Linked DNA regions of Mus musculus: region 2 is linked to region 1. A link is a loop called in an ENCODE intact Hi-C map of the cell type or tissue named here. Cell type or tissue: gastrocnemius. All regions are shown on one strand. Links, peaks and the distances in the headings refer to the core of each region. The heading gives the core; the rest is flanking DNA. Region 1 holds the start of Slc12a3 (solute carrier family 12, member 3). Region 2 overlaps Nup93 (nucleoporin 93).

Region 1 (9,026 bases), core at 659-8,658:
ATCCTGGGAATGATGTCAGGGTTCTGGGATGCGTTATGAGACAGGACAGCCTCTGCTTACCTTGAGGTCCCCGGAGATGTTGGCCCCTGCCAGAATGCCAGTGGCCGAAGGGAAGAAGATGGAGAACATGCCAAAGAAGCTACCATCAATGCCTCTCCAGTCGGGTACCAGGTTCTGAACAAAAATGTCCCCTGGAAAAACCAATGCCTAAGTCAGAGCCACCCACAGGGCTTAGCCATCTAACTGGGCCCAGTCAAACAGCAGTGGGATACCTGGAAGCCTGTGGCCTTGGGAGGAGATCCGGCCTCTTGTGCCCATGTAAGGAGTCAAATACACAGACCCCCATCCACTGAGTCACCGCCAAGGGAAGCTCCTGACCTCACGTACCATGGTAGCTGTAGAAGCCTTTAGAGGCTTTGTCTTCAGATGCTGGGATCAGTGTGCCCACCAGGTAGTTGGCAAAGGAGACCATGATGACAAGAAAGAATAGCACCTGGGCCTGGAGTAAAGGACACCGGAGGTCAGCCTTCAGGGGCCTGCAGGGTCACTCACTCCCTTACCCACGTGACTGCCTCCTCATCTCAGTCAGACAGTGAGGAGTCAGGGACGTGACAGCGAACAAGTTGATCTGAGACTAGAAACAGGAGTTATGATGGAGTCAGGTCGGGGGCTACGTTAGCAGAGTGTTCATTCCCAGCAGCAGATACTGTCAAGAGGGCGGCTGGAGAAGCACAGAACCACCTGGAGACTGAAGAGCCAGGAGGCCAGAGAGCAACATGGAGAAGCAAGGCACGCAAGCCAGGCCCCTGCCAATCAAAGGCTCCCCCTGGGCCAGCCTGCTGGCTATAGCCCAGTGATTCTTTGGTTTCCTGATATGTAACCTCTGACATTTGGCTGAATACAGGATTTAGCAGGGTTGAAGAACACATTTTCTTGCCTCCCTTTGTAGCTCTGTGTGGCCAATAGGGTGTGAGCAGGAGTTATGTGCACAACCTTTGGCTTAGCCTAAAAGTGTGGCTAGAGAATTCCCTTCTTTTCTTTCACTCCTCCCTGCCCCTCCACCTGGACCACAGATGTGACAATGGTGGCCACTGTGATCCAGGTCAATAAGGGCCACATTCGGGGATGGACAGGTCACAGGATGGAAGGAATCTTCACGCCCCTCCCCTGCTCCATGGAAACCACCATGCTAGCCCTACACCACATCCTTAGGAGGGTTACAGGACGTCTCAGGGTTTTTCTTTTATCCTAGTGGCCACACTTCAATCCTAGTTGATACACTAAGAAGAGGCAAAGCCAGAGCCAGGTCTGCCCTCTCCCACCCAGCATCCCCTCCTCACCTTGGACTCCCACTCCATCCCAGCCAGCGAGATGGCCAGCAGCACAGTGACCGTGACCACACCGATGATGCGGATGTCATTGATGGGGTCTACGATGGGTGTGCCATACTCCTGAGTGGGGGAGCAGGCCAGCTGTGTGTTCAGTCTTCACATCTGTTCCTCCAGAACCCCAACCCCACTCCACTTAGGGCATACCCTCCCCCAAAGGGCTACTGTGTGGTCATGGACAACATGGCCCAAAGGCAGCATGCACCCCAAAGGGGGCTTGTGAGGATGGTCTATACTTAGTAAAGACTTTTATTGTCACTCAAAGTGACAAGATGTAGCGTTGGTCACTGGTAGGGAAGGTTAGGCAGGAGAAGGAAGGCCCGGTTCAGTGAGGAGCAGTGTGTGTGGGGGAGGTGCTGGGGGGTGGAGGGGGGTTGTCCCACTCCCTCTGCCCCATGCCAGGTCCCTCACCTGCAGTAGGTCCCTTACGGTTTCTGCAAAGCCCACAGTGTGCATGGCCACACCCACAGCATTGGCAAAGGCGAAGATGAGGCCAATGGAGCCTCCCAGCTCTGGTCCCAGACTCCGGGAAATAAGGAAATAGGTGCCACCTAGCGGGCAGAGCAGAGGGCCAGAGAAGAAACTGTAGTGCAAGAGGGGCAGGACCAAGGGCCACAAGGTGGACAATGGAGACCAGCTTGAGAGGTAAAGAGCCCCTACAAGTCCCCATCAGAAGCAAGGTGGGCATGACAGGGTACGCCAGGGGTGGGGCAGTAGCTCAGAATGCATGGTGTCCAGATAAAGATGGTCCCAGAACTCACCCGACTTGACCTTGCCATTGGTAGAGATGGCGGAGATGGAGAGGCCGGTGATGGATGTCACCATGACCGACAGCAGGATGATGAGCCAAGTCAGCACTGTGTGGGGGTGAATGAATGGGAGCACCCCAAAACTCAATCAACACACTTCTCAGGTCAGCCCCCTCAATCCCCATGTGACCCGAGTCCCTTTCTCTGAGCCTTAGTTTGCCACCTGAAGAACTGTGGGTCTCAGTCAGAGGCCGAGGTGCAGACCTGCCACCCCAGAATTTTGGAGGTAGAGAGTTCAAGGCCAGCCTGGGCAATAGAGAGAGAAGCCCTGGGCGTGATGTCACATGTATTTAATCCCAGCATTCACAAGGCAGAGGCGGGTGGATCTCTGTGAGTTCAAGACCAGCCTGATCTACATAGCAAGTTCTAAAACAATCAAGTTTACATAGAGAGACAGAACTCACTTCAAATAACAGCAACCCCCACAAAAAGCCCCCAAATATAAAACTCACTAAAAATAAAGACTAGAGATATAGCTCAGTTAGGACAATAAAAGTCTATTAAATAGCACAAGGCCTGGGTTTGAGCCCTAGTACCACATAACCCAGGCATGGTGGCACACACATTTAATTCTAGGAGCTAGAAATCCTGGTAGCTAGAACTCTAAGGTCATCCTTGGTTGTTACATAGTGAGTTTGAGACCTGGGATATACAGGAGTCTGTCACAAAAAAGCCAGAGCACCTGGGAGTTAGCAAGGTGCTTGGCTCACAAGCAGGATGATCTGAGTTTGGTCTCTACAGCCCACACCAAAGTCTAGGCAGGGTGGCATGCACCTGCAAGCCCAGTACTGAGGAGGCAGAGATTGGAAGATCCCTGGGGCTTGCTGGCCAGCCAGTCTAGTCTAGTTAGTGAGATCTGGGCCAATGAAAGATCCATCTCAGAGGAGGAGGATGGCTCCTGAGGTAGATGTCTGAGGTTTTCTCTGGACTCTGCACAATCAAATATAAAGATGCACAAGACAGCATGTGACACACACACACACACACACACACACATCTACCTCCCCAGACTAAGATAAGGTTGGTTTGTCTACTTTCCTTGGTGAGTTGATTAATAGCAAGTTCATGTGCCAATGTGTGAATAGTTTGCAGGCACAGAAAGAAAGTCGCCCCCTTTGGCAATATAAAGAAAGCAGTAGTTACCATGTACTGAGAGCCTTCAGGTACTAAAGCCTAGGCTGCCTTCCAGCACCTTGGAAGCTGCACAGCAGCTCTGGAGGCAGGAACTGTCATCAGACTCGTTTTACCCACGAGGAAACCAAGGCTCAGAGATGGTTGGCACTCAAGGCTACCCAGCATCTGAACTCTGGTCTTCTAGAGTCCCAGTTCTGAGCACAAATACTCTGCGCTAGAAGTCGGCTTGCCGAGGTACCCTGACACTGCTGACTCTGCATCCAATGGTCTCTTCCACTCCACCCCACCCGTGGCTGCTGCCATCTGAGGGTGTGCTGGGAAGGAGCGGACCTAGCCTGGAGTCTCTACAGCCCAAGGGGTTGGGACCAGAATGCAAGCACTCGTGCATTCCCTTCTCCTTGAGGTGGCACTCACCGATGCCCGCCTGCGCCGTAATCCAGGGGAGTCGCAGGTAGAGGATCACTCCCCAGATGTTGAGCATGCAACGGATCTGGCAGGAGAGTGGGGTTAGAGGCTTCCTGAGGGCCAGGTGCCCAAAGCCAAAGCCTCGTGTGCTTGTTCCCAGGTCTAGGGGACACCTGATGTTTCTTGTGCTCTCCCTCCCATGGGATCAGACTGCCTGGCTTGGGGGTGAAAGGGGAGGACAATTTTTATCCCACCTCCTCCCACTCTGCCGTGGAGGCCTGGCCAGCCACTGCCTTGGGCAGCTTATTGACCCCGGGCATAGTATTCTGAAGGCATCAGCAAAAGCCAGGGGAAGCCAGCACCCCACGTAGAGCAGAAATCAAAGCTCAGGTTGCTTCCATATTAAAGGCAAAGCCAGAGGTCATCACTGGGGCTGAAATTCCAAATGGGAGGGTCCGACAAGGCCTTTGGCCCTGCCAACTACTAGGGCCAGGTAGGGACGTGTGACCTTCACACTCATGAGATTTCTGGGGCTCACATCTGCTGAGATGAAAATCAGGGTGTGCCTGGTTCTGGCTAACACAGATCAGGGGGGTGTCCCAACTCTGAATGTGGAGCCCCCGGGGAGGGGGTGAAGGCTCTGGTTCTGCTTTCTCCTGTACCCCATCCCCACATCTTTGTAGAACCCTATATTGTCTTTCAAAGTCAAGGGCATTGAGTCTTTACTTCCTGAAGGGTTACTTATGCTTCATACTACAGCTAACACTAGGCTGTACCATGGTATGCGATGGGAGAGGAGGGATTGTCGATGTGTATGTTAGTGCTGCCCTCTAGTGGCCATGTGGGGAATTTCTTCTAATAACCCCCTAGCAGGCATTGATCCAAGAACTCTCACACCTAACAACTATTTTAATGCTCAGTTTTACGGGTGAGGAAACTGAGGCAGGAGTAGCTAAGTAACTTTCCTAAGGCTACAACACTAGTGAGTAGCTAAGCAGAGATCTTCTTAGGATTGGGTCTTGGCCAAGAGCGCCCAAGAACTGTGGGAAGCCAAATACAATTAATTGGAGGCCACTGCTGATGGGGAAACTGAGGCCCAAACTGAGCTCCAGGTCTAAACTGCTCACTAGGGCCTGAGAGTCAAAGCTGAGGCTGAATGGGGCTCTACCCCCACCCTGTCTAGACATCAAGCTCCGGGCCACAGCCACTCACCATCACCCCCTTGACCCAGCCGAAGCGAACAGGTTCTCCAGGGCTCTTCTCACTGTTGGTGCCTGTCTCATCTTCCACAAGTCCATCAGTCAGCTCACGACCTTGCCGTCCATCAAAGGCCAGGGCATGCAGGTGGCTACCTTCCTGCTGGGGGCCCAGAGACCAATAGGAGTCAGGCAATGGGGGTTAGGGGCTGGGTGTCTGTATTCAGTCTTGCCTGCCCCACTTTGCCACACAGGCAGCCCTTGGACAGCTTCCTGGGTACAATGCTACTCGAAGCTTGGAGAAACACCAGAGAGAGCAAGCAAGCTGAGCATTCAGAATGCTTCTGCTCCGGGAGGCTCCTCCCCTCTAGGGCAGAGGGCTGGAGTCTGACAAGCCTGCAGTCTGAGAAGTGACACGGGATGGGAGGTGAAGCAGTATGTCACACGCCACACACCAGGTCTCTGACACAGAGAGTCTTGAACCCAGGCCTGGACTCCAGCATGGTCATCTTCTATTTCGTATTCCTACCAACCGCAGCCTACTCTGGGACCTTCATCCCAGTACCTATCTCAGCATCCCTATTCAAACAAGGGGTCTTGTTTGGTCCCTTCAGAGGGAAGCTTTGAAACACGGAAGAGTGTTAGAGGTTAGAACATCCAACTGTTGGTGAAACCGTGAGGTGACAGGGATTGGACCCTCCAGCCTCCCAGACAGCGAAGCCGATGAGCTAATATTTGAGAGGGCTCACCATGCTCCCTCCCTCCCTCTCACAGTCTCTCCCAGCGGTGTGCAACCTGCATTTGTATAAGCAGCAGGCTATGCTATCATTGTGCTGCCGGTGCCTGGACAATATGTATTACTTGTGCCCCCAAGCTTCATGGCACCTCTGTCCACTATTCATTTGGGTGTCTTGACCCTAGAGGAAGATGCCCAGTCATTTTCACAACACGAATGACAGAACATGTTGGGCAATCATGCCAACGTTACCCAGCCAGGAAGCGGCCAGTCTTTGAACTTCTGCTTACCTTGAGGAATGAATGCAGGTCAGCCAGGGTGGGCCGCACCTTCCGGGGCTCACCGGGCAGAGCGCTGTTAGCATAGTGTTCGTAGGCCGGCACCACGTCTATGGTGTTGTAACCGAAGGTGCGCATGTATAAGGTGCTGCCGTGTGTTAAGTGGCTGGGCTGGCTGCTGTCACAGGCAGCTGGTGGGGGCTCATCGCCTCCCATCAGTGTGCTGATGGTGAAGCGCCCACTGCACAGAGCATCGCCAGGCAGCTCTGTCACGGGGAGCTCTGCCATTATGGCTCTGGGTATCAAAGGAGGGGACAAGAGTGGGCAAGGGCACTGAGGGTGGCTTTATAGGCTGGGAGGAGGCGGGAGCTTGGTCCAGACCGCCCATGGCAAGTGAGCAGGGTCTCTGCCAGGGTGGGGGGCGGAGCCATAGCAACTGCTGTCCTGCCCCCATTTATCTGATCATTGACACAGGGGCCAATTTGGAGCAGGAGGGCTGGGCTAGAGCCAGGGCCACATCCCTGAGTCCTGCAGTAGCCCTTCTAAGCCTAGGGTAGCAGAGGTTCTGCAGCTAGGACCCAGGAAGCAGCAGACATGAGAGAGGACCCAGAGAAGGCCTGCTGCAAGGTGCCTACCTACACTGCAGGTTAACAGTCCTCGTGTTGGGCACAATGTATTTCTTTCATTTTATTTACTAGTTTGAATGGATGTCATCTTAGGACATGCATATAAAAAAAAAGGAAGTCTGCCTTCCGATCTCCATCCCTCACAGTCTCAGCGTCTTTCCTGATACATTTCAATATACATAAGCCATTGTGATTAGTGGCCTCAAGCCAGACCTGCAGCCACCTCTTGACTGACAAACCTTGAGAGCTTGGTGCTGGCCACTGGCCTCTAGGGTAAACAGGCACAGTGCAGCCTGACCTACACATTCACAGGCTGGCCTACGGGGCTGTAGTTTGGAGCCCAGAGCAACTGGTCTTTCCCTCCCTGGAGCCATGCATTGTTCCCATGAAGTAGGAGATCTGGTCAGCAAAGGCTCCTAAGCCATTGCAGGGGCATTGCCCTGGGGTATGAAAGACACTCTGGGTCTTGATGATGAACTAGTGGATGTTGGATGTGTCCTAAGAAAGCAATGGACTTGTAGCTGTGAGGGGTCCCAGAGTCAGCCCTTACATTAATGGCCCCACCCATAACTATCTTTCCCTAAGAGGCTGGGCGTTCAGTAATCCATGGCTGTGGGGCACAAAAGCCTGGCATCCTGCCCTGTCTCTGGAACCACCCAGTGTTTCCCTGAATCATCTGAGGCTTAGGGCTACCCTAAAGCCCGCTCCCTCTGCCCTCCCAGACACATGTCCTGAATTTGCTCTCAGTTACTTCCCAGTGAGGTGACCCAGCCCCTTACAAGAATAGGAGACGACGGTACATGCTTCTTGCTGCTTTATTGACTATAACAAAGATTTGGAATCGACCTTGACAATCAACAAATGAATGGGTAAAAAAAACTATGTATATGTATAAACCATGTATACATAAGTTATATAAGTATAAATTATATATATGCATGCTACTTGGCTATCAAGTTAAAATGTTTTCGGGAAAATGGACAGTCTCAGTATGAATATTAGGTGAGATCATACAACTTCAGAAATAAACCACACACTCTCCCTCCTGTGGAATCTAGCCAAAAATATATGTATGCATAAAAACAAAAGTACCCGTGGGTACAGTATAACATGAAGAAAGAGCATAAGAAAGGCTGAATATAAAGGAATGAGGAAGGATGGCACAAAGAGCAGGACACAGAAAGGGGACAAAAAGCTGATGTATTCCTAGTTCTAACTCCGTCACAGTTTTTTATTTTTTGATTTGGATGGTGGACAATTGCAAAAAATACATTTGACACTAAAGGTGTAAAATTTAACATGAAGCTCTATAGCTTCTGTTTCTATGCCAATTCTAACTGTATAGAAGTTCACTAAGTTGTACTGACCTTGGGTATGGTTAAATTTTGTTTGAATATTATTATTAACTTGCAAGATTTTTTTTTTCCAGACAGTAATAGTCCTGGCTGGCCTCTAATTCACTTTGTAGACCAGGCTGGCTTCGAACTCACAGAGATCCTTCTGCCTCTGTCTCCCAAGTACTGGGATTAAAGGCGTGTGCCACCACATGTGGCACAAGATTTTTTTTTAATGAAATTTAAAATAAGTTTATGGAATTTAAAATAAGATCTGAGGACTCTTGTCACTGTCCAACAGACCAGCCAGCACCCCATGCTGTGTGGCAGCAGGAGCCCAGGGACTCAGAGAAGCCATGGTGGAGCAAGGGCTCATGGGAAGCTACAGCTACAACAGACCAGACCAGCTGGGAGGTCAGCAGACAGCTGGAGGAGTGGACCACTGGAGAAGGGTCAAGGTGTTGTGGACAACCAGGGAAGGCTTCCTGGAGGAGGCCTTTTACCTGCTTTGTTCCTATGGAGACCTAGGGTGGGTGAAGGTCAGAGGGCTGCTGTCTACTCATGGTGGGACTCTGTTCAGGCTCAGGCTCCAGTATCTTCCAGAGGAAACTAGAGGAAAGCACTCCAGGCCCTACTTCTCAGAGTCTACCCATATCCCCTAGAGGACCTGCCCCAAGGCATCCAGGCCCTGCTACCTCCAACAGGAAATTGCACTCTGGTGGGTGCTTTCAAGAGACCCAGCTGGCCCCTGGTACTCTGGGCTAGAGAGACCAGGGCAAATGTGTCTAGCTAGGAAGACGGTGTTGAGACCAGTTAGAGACCGTCCCAGAGTCACCCTACTAGCATGGAGATGCTCTCAGACCTCAGTGCTCCCTTTCATGGAGGGGCAGTGTTCCCTCCAATTTCTTGGAAAGGAAGTCAGCCACAGAGGCAGGGGCCTCGCACAATAGATTGTTCAGCGACTATCTCAACCAACCAGAGTTTCAGACACGGGCTCAATAAGTGCTTGTTGGTTGTACAGGGAATGAATGGAGACTAGAACCAAGGAGAGCTAAGCCAGGTGGAGACGAGCTTACAAGGGGTCTTTGGGGATTCCCATGGCACAGATCCTGCCTCTATT
Region 2 (9,026 bases), core at 409-8,408, 52 kb after region 1:
ACATCCTATTCTTACTGAGCTGCTGCAGCTTTTAGAGACACTTTGTATGTTCTGAGAGTGTCATTTGTCTCTGCTGGGATGCACTAAATAGGAAAGGCAAGGATACATTTGTGGTTTCCTAGCCTGTTTTCCCAGCATTTCAGCGGGACATTGGCAAGTCATTCAGACATGAAATTGTAACGGAAATGCCAGGAAGCTGCTGAATTTTTAATTATTTTTTATTGAAAATTCTTTTTGCTCAGCAGTAAGCTCCCACTGTCCAGCCAAGTGAGAGGTACCCCTCAGGCTGGCTCCCAACACTGGGATGTCGTCCTCATAAACACATATGCACACACTTTGTGCTGTGGCATGTCACCTAAATTGTTTTGGCTGGCTGCACATTTAGTCTCAGTATGGCACAATATTTAGAGACTGCCAATTTCAGAAACACACTCTACAAGGTAAATGTATTAATAAGGTTTGGAGGCATTCAAGAATCCTAATTTAATTTCATTGGTCTTTTATAACAGGACAATCAATTTTGGTAAGAAATTCAAGAGTGAACAACAACAACAAAAACCCTTTCTAAATGTCTTCAGATCTAAATCAAATGAATGTCTCTATTTCTAGGATTAAGTACTGCTGCCAGCGATGTCACTAATGAAACTGGAATTTCCTAACTGGTCACGTAATGTCTTTGGAACATTTCTTGCACACTAGAGAAGGCAGCCGTGCCTGCCATCAGTCCTGCTGAGGATTTTACCCTGTAGACTGAACTAACTGCGCATCAAGCAGGGGCCCTTCTCACTTCATTACTTTTCAGATTACACAAATAATACATAAACACATTTCACCTGACATCCAAGCTAAGTAAACACTGCAAGAGGAACAACATTCCTTCCTCCGATCCCTCTGCAGAGAGACACAGCAGGCAGACTGGCAGGTGCTTCTGGGAGAAGGTACCTTCAGAGAGTCAGGTCTAATTTGACAGCTAACCTTTTCTCTCTCTTCCCCAAAGACCTCTCAGGAGCCTCAAAACTTTGACTCTGAACTGGGATGTTACTGAAAAGCTGCAGTCCTTGTCAGAAACAAGAGGAGCTAATGCACACTAGTAAAGGACCTGTGAGCATCATGAAGGAATGCTTCTCCAAAATATACACATTTATCCAACATGGGATGCTATATTGCTGTGTCTTGGGAAATCTCACCTAATAATTACTATTCTTTCCCAGAATGAAACCACCCAGAAACACCTGTGTAAAACTATCTGTTCTGATATTTCCGTGTTGAGAGCATTTGCAGGGGTGGAGAGAGGCTAGAATGTACAATGGCTGCTCTGGGTGATGTATCTGTTATCATTTAGCATACCAAACATATTCTAAAAGGATTTGAGAAAATGTTAGCATGGTGATATAGCCTTGCTACCAACCTGGAAACCTGGGTTTGAGCCCCAAACCGACATGGTAAAAGGAAATAACCAACCCACAAAAGGTGTCCTTTAGTTCTACATGCCCCCCCCCCCCCGAAATAAACAGTATAAAACAAAATGTTAGTTTTAAAAAAAAGTGTCACCATCATTCGGTAAGATGAAGGAAACAGAACAGGCAGGACTTGCAATCCACTAGTTAACACTATCACTCATGCATCTCATGTCGGTTGTTTCTTACCCTCTTCCGGGACTCTTCAATAGCAGACAACAAGGCATTATCTTTCTCATTCTTCAGGAAGCCCTAGAAAATGAAGTAAAGCCACATAACCAAGGTTACTTCCAAATAGCAGAAGTATACTCCTGAGCCAAAGGTAAACCCAAGAACCTGCTGTAGCAATGCATGTCTTTAACTCTGGCTCCGAGGTGGAGACAGGAGAATCAGGAGCTCAAGGCCATTTCCAGTAACGCAGGAAGTTTGCAGGCCAAATGGGGATATTGGAGACTCTGTACTCTCTATCCTCTCTGCCCCTGCCAAAGCCTAGTGCCTCCATTTACTAATGGCAGGACATTAACCAAACTCTAAATGTCAGCTGACTTATGTATAATAATGAGATAATGCAATCAAGTTCTTGGACCCAAGGCTCAGTACACAGCTCTACCATTAATACTGATTGTCTAGATATGTGGGAGACGTTAAGGAAAGTGCTCAGGGTGGCCTCCTGGTTCTTGTTCACTGTCTATTTGCCTGAGATGAGGTCAGCTGAGGGAGGATACAAGAGACGGTGACAACAGCCACAGATGCACACAGGCAGACCCTGTCTTTTATACAAAGGTAAAGCTTCTTTTCCACAGCTTGGGGCTGAGAGGTCTAAGCGGAAACAAGGAAAGCTACAATTAGTATTACATATTCATCATGTATGGAGATCAAAGTCTTGGTTGTAATGAAAGACTCCAAGTTATGCTACACCCCAGATCCACCTAAATTCTGTACAGCACAGTTGGCAAGCACACTATTCATACATTTATACATTTTAATGACCTGCTTTCTTTGTAATGCTTTCTTTATGATTTTTTAAAAAGAATTTGGGGAATGTAAAAGAAAGAACTAAGCAAACACTTTTAAATGGCAAGCTCACTTAAGACTATCGGGTGGTTTTCTACAGATCTGGTTAGTTTGCATACTTGTCATTTTAACAGCTGTAGCTTTATGCACTCTGTCCAAATAACCTAGTTCTTAAGCTGCTGGTTAGCAAATATGAATGGAAGGCGATATAATTTGGATAAGATATTAATAATATTCTCAGATCTCCAAGATCCCTTATCCACTGGCCCACGATTCCCCTGCACCTTGCTCTCATACTCCAAGGCAGCCTGCAGCCAGCAGCCAGCAGCCAGCAGCCAGCAAACAGTCCCCTCGGGAAGACGGCTCCAGGGCAGCTCTGAGGATTCAATGCACACTGCTGTCTACACTGACAACAGGGTATGAGGTGAGGGTTAGGGAAAGGCTTCAGTCCCTTTTTAGTAATGGTCCCACATACAGGAAAGGGAGATGATGTAATCATAAAATATACATACATTGTCCTTCATGGAAAAGGTCAATCTTGTATTATGAATTCTCTATTTTTCAAACAGGGTCTCAACTGTGTAGCATCTATCTCACTATCTTTCTCATAAGGGCTTCAATGGCTAAGGCTAAATTAAAGGCTTACAGTTTCACCATTTATAAGCAAAGCTATGCATCAACTACTGTGGCCCATGAGTAGGCAGGGGCCATGTGCTGCTGCTCAGGAAGCTGTTCGATTAAAGGTGGGAGGAGAAGCCACCATTGATAAGGCCTAGTTTAACTTTTCTGTTATGGCTAATGCAGAGGGCAGTATGTTAAACCTGATATTCTATCTCCCTTCTATGCTTCCCTGATCTTCCCAAGTCAATGATCAGCATATTAACTTCTTTTAACTATGCCTATATTCATGTATTTCACATACATACATACATACATACATATCTACAAACATACATACATACATACAAGCATGCAAAGCAGTAGTCAGACACACTTAAAAGAGAAGTACTTCTTGTGAAACAGAGCCCTCAATTGAATTAAAAAGAATTTTCTCTCTCTCTCTCTCTCTCTCACACATACACACTCTCTCTCTCTCTCTTTCTCTCTCTCTCTCTCTCTCTCTCTCTCTCTCTCTCTCTCTCTCACTCACTCATGCAAACCAACATTACCAGCAATTAAAGGAAAAAAAGATCATATATTTGAAGAAAACTGGGGCAGGGGGTTTACATGGGAGGGGCAGGAGGGAGGAAAGAGAAGGGGGTAAATGATGTAATTTTATTATAATTTCCAAAAATAAAAGAGTATCATAGCAAAAAGAAATAACAAATTATTGGGATCAGCTTAGTCTTAAGCTCCTTGTCTTTTAAAAGCTATATTGTAAAAAATCTCAACATATTAAATGAAGCATTTGTGCATGAGACTCGGATTTCAGATACGGCCCACATATGAACAAAGACCACACCACTATGTACCTCAAAGACTACCTGCTCTCTGTAGTACACACAACCCACAACACAACCATTTCTCAGAACTCCTGGAAGACAGGTCCAGACCCTTCCCCAGACAGCAGAGTATCTGCATGCGACCTGTGAACATTTTTAAGCCATAGGTCACTAACACAATGTGAATCTAGGGTTGAGAGCTTATATAGCATATTATTTAGGCAATAATGACAAGAAAATCTACATATATTCAATATCCCTCCAATAGGTCTTGCTATTTCTCTCTCCAAAGATGTTTAAAACTCCCTAGCCCAGCATCCCAATCACTGGTATCACAGGTCTGTGCCACCACATTGTACGTCAGACAAAATGCTTATTCTAGAATGTTTGTGTTTGGTTATATATAGGGCCAATTACACTTATTCTGCTCTTTGATATTTATCTTTTATTCCTTTCTACAAGGAAACATTAGAATAGATTATACATATTATATACTTTCAAAACTATACAGTAGCAGCCTACCTTTTAAAAAGAACTAACAGGTACACAGTAGTGATGGATGGAATCTTGTGCCATCTAGTGGTGATGATTAATTTACTCCAAAGAACACACCTAGCCGGGCGTGGTGGTGCACGCCTTTAATCCCAGCACTCGGGAGGCAGAGGCAGGAGGATTTCCTAGTTCGAGGCCAGCCTGGGTCTACAAAGTGACAGGGCTACAGAGAAACCCTGTCTCGAAAAACCAAAAAAAAAAAAAAAGAACACACCTTTGGGAAAAGTCATGAATGAAGATATTCTAAAGTCACTGTCTCTCTCCCATAGGCTATCAAACTATTAAGACTACCCAAGAAATTCCAATTTCCCCAGGTATCTCACTGATGGGAGAAAAAGGGCTGAAACTTAGCACCAGCCAGAACTTGTCCCCAGGACAGAAACTTAACACAGGTCTGACAACTCCTTAGACCACCCTGCAGGCCAGCCTGCAGTCCGGATAATGATGGGGAGGCACACAATCAGACTAGCACTGCTTGGCTAGGCATACTTCTTGTTCTCTGTTTTAACCTAAACCTCATGTCAGGACCTTGAAGCTAGATTTGGAGGGGGTGGGGTCCATTTGCTCCTTTCCCAGTATGACCATATTGAAAGAGCCACCACATCTGGCTCTGTCCTCTGTCCTTCAACCTTACTTCTTTCTTTAATTGGTCTAGAGAGGATGAGTAGCCCTAGCTAGGACCCAGGCTTTGACTCTTTTTTTTTTTTTTTTTTTTTTTTTTGAGACAGGGTTTCTCTGTATGGCCCTGGCTGACCTGGAACTCACTTTGTAGACCAGGCTGGCCTCGAACTCAGAAATCCGCCTGCCTCTGCCTCCCAAGTGCTGGGATTAAAGGTGTGTGCCACCACACCCAGCCCCAGGCTTTGACTCTTAACAACTCTGGTAACAGTTACACAGGGCTGGAATAAAATTGCTAAATTAAAGATGGGGACAATATGTATTTTACCATATAAAATAATGAAAGCAAAATTAAACATCCAAATGGATAAAAGACTCCTGTCTTCTTCCTCCTCCTCTTCAGTCTCAGAGCCTGGATGGGGCCAGGTATGGTGGCTCACCACTGTAATCCCAGTACTAGGAAAGATTGCTGTGAGTTCAAGGCCAACCTGAGCCTCAGAGTAATAACTTGTCTCAAAACACCAAACCCCAAAGCATAACAAGAATAAACTGAACAGGTGGGCAGAAACATAATCTGTCTCCATCCAGGTTTCCCAAGCCTCTTCCTAGACTTGCTATGACTAAAGTTGTTTTCAGTTTAAATTACTATGCTTGGGAGATTTATAAAACAAACATGCTTCTAATCTGCAAGCCCTACTTGCCAAGAGCAGATAACACACTGGAGTGCTAGAGGCTGTTGCTCTGCATCTGTGAACAACCTCGGTTGTCCCAACTCTACAGGATGTGCTTGGTCACATACAGGCAGGAGGTATGTCAGGATGTATGTTTGCCCTTGACTGGACAAGTACATATAGCCTTGTGGTTCTTGCCTTTATAAGCCCCTGTTTATTATAATTCAGTGACATACTATGGGAATCCAGTATCCATCCTTTTGGATTAAATACAGCTAGCCAGTATTAAAGCTAGCTTCAAATTTGGCTCAAAAATTGTGTAGTGGTCTTATTCTTGCTGGTAGGATTACCAGTCTTTTCTTTTTGGTTTCTGTGAGACTCTCCTTAAAACTTTAAAGTCTATCCTCATCCTGGAAAGGTGTTTTATCATTTATCAAAAAGTGGGATCTCTGGAAAATCAAGTTAGGGTACAAAGGTAAAGGCTGAGCTGGGTCTCCACTACTGGGAAGGCCTTGTGCACAGCTTCCCTCCTACTCAGAGATGGCTGCAGGCCTTTGGGGTTAATATGCCCATACCCAACTTTCCTATTTGCTCCGCCCTTCTAGGGTCCCAGAATAGACACATCACTGGCTCTTGGAATGGGTTTTGATTTCCAGCTTTCTGGAGCACACAATAGCTCCCATTCAGGAAGGAATTGGGCAATTCAATGACATCCAGGGCCAATCCTTTTAACAGTAGAGAAGCATAGACATCATAAGTCTAAAAGATCCACAGTATAAACCACACACAGGCCTGAGTGTTTACATATATGTGCTAACATATGAATGCCTGGTTTCTATGAAGGTCAGAAGAGGGCTCCTCTGGAACTGGACTTACAGCAGCCACATGGGTGCAGAGAACTGAATCCAGGCCTTCTGCAAAAGCAGCAAGTGCTCTTAACTGCTGAACCATCTCTCCAGTTCATCTTTGCTAGAGGAACTAGGCTGCCTTGTGATGTACCTGATGGAGAATAACCCAGACCAGAACTTCAAGGTTACGTCCATTTTCCTACCAATACTGTAGGTATTTCAAGGACCCAGTAGCCAAAGTGGCTCCTAAATAGCTAGAGGACAGGAAGATGAGCCTTACTGTAGTCAATACAGACTCTGGTATTCAGAGTACCCCAGAGAAGAGGAGAGAAGAGGCCTAGGCAAACAGACCTCTGTTGTGCCTAATGGACATATTTCTTAGCTTATCTGCTCCTCAACGGTGAGGAACTGGTTCAGCAAGTAAACATGCTCTTCCTTTTGAAATCCTGAGGACCTGAGTTCAGATTCTCAGAACTCCATACGCACGTGTGTACACATGCGCATGCATGCATGCACACATACAACATAATCTTTTAAAAAAGAATCTCTAGGGCTGGAGAGATGGCTCAGCAGTTAAGAGCACTGACTGCTCTTCCAGAGGTCCTGAGTTCAATTCCCAGCAACCATAAGGTGGCTCACAACCATCTGTAATGAGATCCGATGTCCTCTTCTGGTGTGTCTGAAGACAGTGATGGTGTCCTCACATACATGAAATAAATAAATAAATCTTAAACAAAAATAAGAATCTCTAATGAGGAAATTTTCTATGTACAGTTAAGTCAGAAAAGAAAAGCCATTAAAAAATATATTTTATGCTGCTTTTTTTTAAACAGGTCTCAGCTTCCATTTACAAGTAAGCATGACTTGAAGAACATATAAAGTTCCTCACTGCTGTTCACACAGATATGCATTAAATTAGAGGCTGCTGCACAAAGGAAAAGCCATATTTGATATGGCCCTCATGACACAAAACACTCCTTATTCTCTCTTTCCTTCAACAGACCAACCAGCCAACCATGCTGTCAAATGGAGACAGCACTACAGCCCGTGGGTATCTGACAAGATGCAAAATCCACAGTGGACAGCACAGAACCTCGGTGCTGCCTCCCATTTAATATGCATGACAGATACAAATCAACAGGAACTCTGTAATAACCAACATTCAAAATACTTACATTTAAAATTTTACATTTTCTTATTTGGGCCAGGGGTCATGACACATGTAGAGGTCAGAGGTCAGAGACAACCAGTGAGTTGGTTCTCTCCTTCCATCACATGGCTTCCAGAGTTTGAGCTCAAGTTCTTAGATTTGGCAGCAAATGCTTTTACTCGATGAGTCATCTAGCCAGCCCCCAAATCAAAATATTAATGTGAAGTCAACAGTGATATTAGGAATGAACACTACAATTGAATGAACTGCCAAGGCATGAATAAAAGGCATAAAGACAAAATAAGCAAGAAAAGGAGTGGTGGCACATGCCTTTAATCCTAGCACTTGGGATGCAGAGGCAGGCGGATCTCTTGTCAATTTGAGGCCAGCCTGATCTACATAGAGAATTCAAAGACAGCCAGGGCTATATATTGCAACCCTGTCTTTTGGGGATGGCGATAAAGGAAGTGGATAAATAAACAGAGTAGTAATTCTTATTCCGAGATGAAACAAAACCCACAGTGAGCTGGGCCTCTGCGCTGGTGTGGATATGGTTGCTCTTCAGCAGCCCTTTCCACGGTGTCTGCCGATACTCCCCCAGGAATCATTCAAGTGCAAATGATAAAACTCAAAGAACTGACACTTTTATATTTGGGTAGTCCCCAAGCTTTAAATTAGAGAATTTACATAATGTCTTAAAGTACTTTGGGTCATTTTATCAGATAGAGAGTACTGTGATAAGATAATATATAGAATGAGGCTGAATCTCAACTAACGTTTATACTTTAATCTCCAACTCAGATTTAAAGTAAGTCCCACTGCTTGTTTTCTACAAAAATGTCAAATTATCTGTTGATAGACTGCATATGTTCCCCATAAGAGAGTAGGGTCAGACAGACAAGAATGATGCCACTAGTCGGATGCTGTTGTGTGAGCCTGTGCTGAGCCTCTCGGCCCTTTCAGCAGGTGGCAGCAGATGCATGCTCAGATAAGTCTGGAGCCAGAGGTGGCATAGTGCTGTACAAGTCACGATGACGAATCTCACTTTGTATTTTGAACAAAATGAACTTCAAGTGTTAACGCTTTAAAGAGGGCCATAAAATTGTATGCTTATTTGGATCCTTTAAGGCAGATCAAATTATTATTCAAACTGGTTTACTTGGCAGTTTTCTAATTCTCCCCCAGGAGGAGAACTCAGTGTCCCAGAGGAGATCTAATAAACACAAAAATGCTCAGCATGGGTGGTACCGCCTCCCAGACCAACAAAGGGCACA

What was found. A loop is a pair of places that touch in the nucleus more often than their neighbours do. Peaks named below come from ENCODE experiments on the same cell type or tissue, not always from the same donor. Only the 100,000 strongest peaks of a DNase experiment are listed, where the experiment ranks them.
Region 2: it touches region 1 in a loop (2.3-fold over the local background); 2 of 42 quality-filtered maps call a loop at or near these places.

What each region holds. Positions count from the first base shown.
Region 1 is chr8:94,326,446-94,335,471 of GRCm38, reverse strand. Slc12a3 (solute carrier family 12, member 3) reads right to left here and starts at 6,264. Exons shown (of 25, transcript NM_001205311.1): 1 at 5,959-6,264; 2 at 4,949-5,095; 3 at 3,746-3,821; 4 at 2,150-2,245; 5 at 1,800-1,939; 6 at 1,341-1,451; 7 at 388-499; 8 at 61-191. The coding sequence starts at 6,234. It also overlaps a transcript of Nup93 not described here. In gastrocnemius, for the core only: CTCF peaks have their summits at 1,936 (motif pointing left) and 4,571 (motif pointing left); a DNase peak (open chromatin) is centred at 4,572.
Region 2 is chr8:94,273,954-94,282,979 of GRCm38, reverse strand. It overlaps Nup93 (nucleoporin 93), which reads right to left. Exons shown (of 22, transcript NM_001357266.1): 4 at 1,647-1,709. Among named protein-coding and RNA genes, the nearest start is that of Mir138-2, 46 kb to the left of the region's middle. In gastrocnemius, for the core only: a CTCF peak has its summit at 4,484 (motif pointing left); no DNase peak of the experiment used is centred there.